Regions from separate parts of the Mus musculus genome. Here all the other regions are linked to region 3. The links are chromatin loops, found by intact Hi-C in ENCODE. Cell type or tissue: left cerebral cortex. All regions are shown on one strand.

What was found. Hi-C counts contacts between places; a loop is a spot of excess contacts. Peaks named below come from ENCODE experiments on the same cell type or tissue, not always from the same donor. Only the 100,000 strongest peaks of a DNase experiment are listed, where the experiment ranks them.
Region 1: it touches region 3 in a loop (2.1-fold over the local background); 2 of 42 quality-filtered maps call a loop at or near these places.
Region 2: it touches region 3 in a loop (2.2-fold over the local background); 2 of 42 quality-filtered maps call a loop at or near these places.

What each region holds. Positions count from the first base shown.
Region 1 is chr16:90,042,740-90,045,239 of GRCm38, reverse strand. It overlaps a transcript of Tiam1 not described here. Among named protein-coding and RNA genes, the nearest start is that of Tiam1, 83 kb to the right of the region's middle. In left cerebral cortex, no CTCF peak of the experiment used is centred here; DNase peaks (open chromatin) are centred at 1,054 and 2,167.
Region 2 is chr16:90,051,654-90,054,153 of GRCm38, reverse strand. It overlaps a transcript of Tiam1 not described here. Among named protein-coding and RNA genes, the nearest start is that of Gm10789, 89 kb to the left of the region's middle. In left cerebral cortex, CTCF peaks have their summits at 1,134 (motif pointing left) and 1,573 (motif pointing left); DNase peaks (open chromatin) are centred at 1,110 and 1,533; H3K27ac peaks cover 611 bases.
Region 3 is chr16:90,166,917-90,169,416 of GRCm38, reverse strand. No RefSeq gene overlaps it. Among named protein-coding and RNA genes, the nearest start is that of Gm10789, 26 kb to the right of the region's middle. In left cerebral cortex, a CTCF peak has its summit at 1,531 (motif pointing right); a DNase peak (open chromatin) is centred at 1,535.

The DNA.
Region 1 (2,500 bases), 120 kb after region 3:
CTTTATCCAACCACTGCGTCTCCCTTCCTAAATCCTAGGGAGCTTGTTAAAATGAAGATGCTGAGGACCCCATCTTCCCAGAGGCGCTTCTTGGCCATGCTGGAATCCAGCTCCTTTGTGCTGTCTGCCACTGGCTTCGGCTTTGACCCAGGCCTCCTTACCTGCCCAGTTCTGGTCTTAGAAGAACCCTGCAGTGCTGCCTGCTCTTTCTCCTTGATAGCTGATCAACTTGTTCATCCCTCATCTTTGACCTTTAAGCCCAAGCAGTTTTTAGCAATTCCTACAGAAATTAGGTCACTTGAGCAAGAGTCCTCTGACTCTTAAGGTTCTCGTTTGGTAATCCAATGTAACCTGTCCCTCGTCTATAAGTCCACTCTTACAACGGCTGGGGTCTGGATCCCCCCCTCCCGACCTCATTGGAATATTTGTATTTTATTTATTTCAGAAATGTTTTTCTTTAGTAAAATTCATATTCTTTATTGGTGTGTCCAAAGACCGAATCCTAAATTAAAGTCCAAAACACATTGGCTTAACTGAACAAAAGGTTAGGTTTTTTTTTTTTTTTTTTTTCTATATGAAGTTGACTCCTAAATGACTATTATGGAACGGAGGTTCTTTCTACATTGTAGCTCTCCTATCTCTAACCTGTGCTCCAAGTTTATCATCTATGTTCTGCTAGCTAGAGATTAGTAGCAGAACACATTTCTGTTTCCTAGGGGCTGGGAAATATCGGGTAAAGTGCTGGGGTTTTTTTTCTTTTTTGATAAATTTTGCATTTTCACTAAGTGTTAGTGCTTATACTTCAGCAATCCTTGGGATACAGGGTCCCTTCAGCAGTGCCTTAGTCAATCCTCTGTGTCACGTTTTCAGTGTCCTTCAGTTGTGATGATCCGAGCACTTGACAGCTGATTTTTTTTCTTTTTTAAACGATGAAAAACGGAACAGTCCCTTCCGCACCGGAAAGAGAAGTTGAACAAGGAAGACACACTGAGTTTCTGCCCTTATCCTGAGTTTGCAGAGGAAGCATGGTGACTCGTGCGGCCACTGATTAGGCGACCAGCGGTCCCGTGGTCCTCGTGTTGCAGCTTCTCTGCTTTGCCGTGGTCCGCCTTCCCGATCTGAAAGAGAATCTTGATGGCCTCACTCTGCTCCCCTCGGTGCTCTGTGAGGCTCCTGGGACTAGAATGCCAAGCACAGGAAACACCAGCGTCTCCTTCCCTAGTCGTGGCCACAGTGGAGAGCTGTCAAGCTCACTTGTCTCTTGTAAGCTACTGACAACACATAAGGCTTCGCTTCAGGTCCTGGTTAGCATCGTTGATCTGGGAGCAGGGCAGCTCTGATGGCATCTGTTACAGACTTTGGGTTTTTGTTTTGTTTTGTTTTTTTTCCCCTCCTCAAGATAGGGTTTCTCGGCGGGCGTGGTGGCACACGCCTTTAATCCTAGCACTCGGGAGGCAGAGGCAGGTAGATTTTTGAGCTCGAGGCCAGCCTGGTCTACAAAGTGAGTTGCAGGACAGCCAGGGCTATACAGAGAAACCCTGTCTCAAACAAACAAACAACAACAACAACAAAATAGGGTTTCTCTATAGCCCTGGCTGTCCTGGAACTTGCTCTGTAGCCCAGGCTATCCGTGAATACAGAGATCTGCCCACCTGTGCCTCCTGAGGGCGAGGCTTAAAGGTGCTTGCCACCAAGCCCGGCTTGTTTTATTCCCTTCTTAACTTTCGTTGATTGATTGTGTGAGCATTCGTGGATGCATGCATGCCTCGTGTGTGTGTGTGTGTGTGTGTGTGTGTGTGTGTGTGTAGGTCAGAGGTCAATTCTATGGCCCTGGTTCTTTGATGCCATGGGATTTGGGGCTGAAACATAGAAAGATGTTCATCAGCCTTTGAGCAAGGACCTCAGCTCACTGAGCTGTCTCACGGGGCCGCGGTTTACTTTTAGAGCAGGGATTGGGATTATTTGGTTTCCAGAATGGGGCTGTATGTCACACATGGAGCGGAGAGGCAGAGAGCAGCGGTATGTGACGTGGGGTGGTGAGGGAGGGGCCGGCGAGTGGCTCATCAGGCTTCCTTGTTTCCATGGGGGCTTAGAACAGTTGGGACTTAGATAGGGTTTGAGCAGATTGCAGGTAAAGGGGAAACGATACTGGATTGTGAATACAGAGCCTTTGCCTGAGACTTTCCTTACGCTTCTGACTCAACACTGCCTGTTGCTAAGCTACTGAAAAATACAGCACAGGCTGGTGGATGCTACACTGAACATGGCTCCAATGCTAAGTAATGGCGGGTCGTAAATACTGGGCGTGAGTTTCTGTTACCCTCTCATTTCTTCCTCTTAATGATGTTAGGAGGTGTGACTTCTGTTTTGTCTCCTTTTTACCCAGTGAGGGAAACTGAGGCATGGAGAACGCAGGTAGTTACAAGGGGTCAAGTCCCTGGAGACAGTCTGAGTGGTGAGATCTTACCCCACCCGGGGTCCACTTGGTTCTGCTTTAGCC
Region 2 (2,500 bases), 120 kb after region 3:
TTATTTTTACCCCCCAGCTACAAATCACTACTGCAATGGCCCGTCCTAGCATAGAGTCTCTGAGCCGCCGCCATTCTGTTTTCCCTCCGACTCCCTCATTCGACTGCGTAGTTAAATTGACTTCTGGGTAACTGAGATATTGTTTATTAATGTCTGAGGTCTATAGGGACTGCAGTGATGGACATTTAAAGAGGGAAGAGTCTCCCTGGCTCCTCTGTGGGTCAGTGTTGGTTTTCTTTAGAAACACTCACATTTAACTCTGCTGGACATTGAGACAAAGGCCTTGCAGATGCTAGGAAAGCTTCGAGTGCATGCGCACGCTCGCGTGTTTAAGTTTTGAGATAGTCTCATGAGGTAGCCCAGGCTAGCTTTGAGCTTACTCAACCCAGGCAAGCTCTCAACCCTGTGACCTGGCTTATCTCCCCAAATATCTGAGATGGAGGCCTGTGCCTCCAGGCCTGCCTCGGTCTTGCCAGGACCCTCTGTGCTTGTTCTGCTGTGGAAAAGTTTATGTTGGGGGCGAGGCAGGTGTGGAGGGAGAAAAAGCTGTAGGAGCGGCTGTGACCGAGGACCTGCTTCCTGCAGGAAGCCAGGGGGACATTTTCAGGAAGTGCCTTGGACCTGGTTTCTTTTGGGTCAGAAGAGCGAGATACTGTGGGTAATGGAGTAGATTTGGGATTGGGTGGGGGAGTTGTCTTGAAACAAAGGGACGTGTGGGTATCCCAGTTATGCCTAGATACACGAAGTATCATGTATGGCCCAGGGAGGAGCGATGTCGAGTCTGCACTGTCTCATGGACACCAGCGAGCAGCCGTGCTCACCGAAGCAAGGCAGTCAGCTTCCCAACTGCACACTGTTCATGAGCAGCTGCAACCATCCTCCATCATGGACCATCCTGTTGCCCTCGTGACTGCTCTGCCGCTGTCACTAACTGCAGGAGACCCACACAAGCCGGGGCCCACCAATGTTCCCCTGTGGAAGGGATATAGGCTGTTAGTGCCTGCTGAGGAGGCTTCTAAGGCTCCTCCTTCCCAACCAAGCCAATGGTTGCTAGGGGAGGGCTTGTAAGGGTTGCTAGGGGAGGGCTTGTAAGGCGCATCCCTTCTAGAGGCTTTATTCCGCCCCCTTCAGGATCTGTGCTATTAGTGGGTTTGGGGAGAGCTGGTTTCTTCAGTGGTGTCCCTGCTTGTAAGTCGGCCACCTCCCTGTAAGGAACCTTATTAAATTCATTTGTCCACCAGAATTGGGGAGACCACTTGTTTGGTCGGCCACCACCCTGTTGTCTGTGGTGAGTTTTATTTATCTTTCTAGGAAAAGTTCACAGTCCAGGAAAGAAGGGGCAAGGCCGGGGACCAGGCTGGCTGTCCAGCGAAGACTTCCGTGTCCCTAGCTTCCTGACTCCTGAGCCTGCCAGACGCTTGCCTTTCTGCCTGGTTTGATTATGTCTGGCTGTGAAATGTTTGCATCAGTGTGGCGACTGTAAGGATTGCTCCCGTCCATCGTGAATCACCTCACTCCAAACTTAGCTCTGCTCAAGAAGAGGGAGTTGCAGCCATCTGCAGGCAGTGGGAACAGCCAGCATTTTCAGTGAAAAGAGCTACTGTGTTTCGAGCACCCGTGTGTGCCTGGCTTTGGGATGCTTCTCTTACGTCTGTCAGAGTTAAGTTTTATGAACTTGACGCAGTCCTAGACAGACCTGGGAAGATGGGATCACAGCTGAGGGACTAACTGCCTTTGTCAGATTGGCCTGCAGGCCTGGCTGTGGCTTTTTTTTTTTTTTTTTTTTTGATTGCTTATTGATGAGGAGTGGCCCAGCTCACTGTATGCAGTGCCCCGCCCCCTCCCCCTGGGCTGGTGGGTCTGGGCTATCTATGAAAGGTAATTGAGCAAGCCAGGGGGAACAAATCGGTAAACAGTGTTCCTCCATGGTCTCTGGGTCAGTTCCTGCCTCAGCTCCCCTTGATAAGAGAGTGTAACCTGTAAGCCAAATAAAGACCCTTTGTCCTTCAAATTTCTGTTTCATCACCGCAGTGCAAATAAGACTACTTTGGCACCATGGCGTCATTTAGTCCTCAGATCTGTCCTAGTTACTGTAATAGTACTTGGATTATATGTGCTACTTCCAGTAGGGATACGGGGACAGCAGGGTGGGCATGGAGAAGCACTTAAAATGTGGAGGCCAGGGGATTCAGGTTGGTAGAATGGACTCTGACCCCACTACTCAGAATTTTCGGACTTGTCAGCCTGTCTGATAGAGCTCATCTGTGCTCTCGAAGACCTTCCATCTCTGATGTGGCGCTGTGAGCGACAGAGGCTTGTGGCTGTGGGTCTGTGTGGGGCCAGGGGTGCATGCTACAGGACATCCCTGTGACCGGCTCTTTTCTTTGGCCTTTTCCCAGAGGTACTGCTAACCAGGACTCATCTTAGCCAGTGTGGATGCTGTAGGTGTGGCTGGTGTGTCTCACGTGTTTGCACTGGGAACTCTTAGACACTTAGTGCT
Region 3 (2,500 bases):
TCTTTCTTTCTTTCTTTCTTTTTTCTCTCTTTCTTTCTTTCTTTCTTTCTTTCTTTCTTTCTTTCTTTCTTCCTTTCTTTCTGACATGGGGCTTAGTTGGCAGAGATATGGCTACAGGGTCATATGGTCATACGGTCAAGGCTTATGGGTTCTCTATCTCTGTGCCTCCTGATGATTGACATGTGAGGAAGCAGGTTCACACTCCTCTCCCATGGGCCTGGCCTCACAGCGGCAGCTTTCCTGCCACCATGGTGCTCACTCTCGAGCCATGAGCTAGTACAATCCTTCCTCCCTCACATCATTACTTGCCAGTATTTGGTCGTTGATACCCTTGCCCTGTCATCCTTTTCTTCATTTTTAGTTGTAGCAGATCTGTTTTCTTCGGGAGATCCACTAGTCTCCAGGGAGAAGAGCTGAGATCTGAAGTCTACTCAAGCTGAGGCAAATAGATGCTTGGATTGGCTACCCAAGAAAGGCTAAATGTTTTTTTGCTCTAAAGGTGTTGTCCTGGAAACACCAGCTTCCTGGATTCCCTGATGGCCTGATTTCCTGTTCTGTTTGAGAACTTGTGGCGCAGCTTATATTTTTCTTCTGTAACGTACCACTGAATTCAACTGATAAACTTCATTTGTGTAATGTTTTGCTTGAACAACTCAAAGTTCACTGCTATGTGAATAAAGGATTGCTTAGAGCCACTTCAGAACGAAAAGTCCTGAGGGTGAGGCGGATGCTCTGTGATGGGGAGGCCTGCTTCCTCATCATTTCCTTGTGAACCTGTACATTTTCCCTGTGAGAGGAAAAATGTGTTCAGTAGAGTAAGTAGGAAATAGGGTTTTAACAAAGAGAAACAGTGTATGTGGGAGAGGAGAGCTAGACTCTGTGTACCTGGAAAGTATGTACCAAAGGGCTTGGGCCAGGGAGAGCCTGACTCTGTGTACCTGGAAAGTATGTACCAAAGGGCTTGGGCCGGCACAGTAGAACCCTTTGAGAGGTCTTGAAATCCTTTCTGTGATGTACCTTCTTCTTTCCACACCTAGTCACTTTCTGTAGTCCAAACACATCTATTTTAGAGACATAGCTGTCATGTAGTCCAGGCTGGCCTTAGGTTTGCTAAGTAGCTGAGGTTGGCCTTGAACATCCAATTCCTGATCCTCCTATGCCACCATTTCCAGCTAGAAGATTTGTCTGTTCTTTCTTTCTTAAACGTTTATTTTTGAGGTCATATATCCATTTGTTTCCTTGACTGGCCTTGAACTTGTGGCCCTCCTACCTCTGCTTCCCAAGTGCTGGCATGATAAGAATTCACCATTGTACCACCCAACTTAAAAGTCACAGATTACTAGAGTCTGCTCTGAGAGCTCCAGGGAAGGTCTCATTAGAACGCAGAGACTATATGTACATTTCCACAAGGTCCCGGTGATGTCCAAATTCCTGGTCCCGAGGAACACAATGTGCATGAAAATCGGTCCAGTTTTCTCCTGTTCATCACAAAAAGGGATTTCCAAGCTTAGCACCCTTGTAATACCAGTATATGCCAGCAGGTGTCAGCAGTGCACTCTGAGAGGCACGTTAGACGCTGTTCCTTTAGGACCCTAGATATGTTTCCAAAACGGAGACAGCGGAGTGGACTCCTGCCCAGTACTTTCACAGTCTTTGTTCTTTATGATTTTGAAAGCATTTGTTCACGTCTTGCTGGAAATGTGGCTCTTGGGGTTTTGTTATTGTTCATTCGGTTTGGCCTTTGGCTTTTTACACAGGATTTTGTGCAGCCCAGGCTGGACTACTGGACTAACACCTCCTGAATCTTTTGCTTTCACGCCTCAAGTACTGGGATTACAGCACTGTCAGGGCTCAGTTTTCAGATGGCGTTTTCACACATTTTCTTTGTCTTTCTTTTAGAATTTACTTTTATTTTAAAGTGTGTGTGTGTGTGTGTGTGTGTGTGTGCTCGCAGTGCGGCCTCTCACACATACATAAGCCCAGATGCCTGAGGAGTCCAGAGCTAAAGTCATAGGTCGATGCTGGGAACCAAACTCGAGTCCTCTGCAAGAAGAGTAATCAATCACTCAACTGCTAAGTCAGCTCCCCTGCCCTTTACGCATTTTCTTACTTCCAGAGGAGTCTTTGTTTCTGTCAACTCTCCCATTTTACAGGTGAGAAAGTAAAGGTACAGAAAGAATACAGTGACTTGTCTAATACATTGAAGCTGGAGGAGGGAGAGGGAGTCAACACTGGGCGTTTATGCAAAATGCCCCAGTTCGGAAAGAAAGGAAAACACTGCTCCAGGATTTTATTTTATTTTATTTTATTTTATTTGCATTAAGCTTTGTTCTTCTTAGCAAAACTAAAAGCTAGATAAGCATTCTGGGTACTCCCTGGTTCTGATTAAATGCTACTCCTGGTTCTGACAGAACTTCTGTGGGATACATTGTCTATCTTAGATAAAATCTAAGAGAGTCACACGTTCTACCACCACGGTAACTAAGGAATCCCTCTCCAG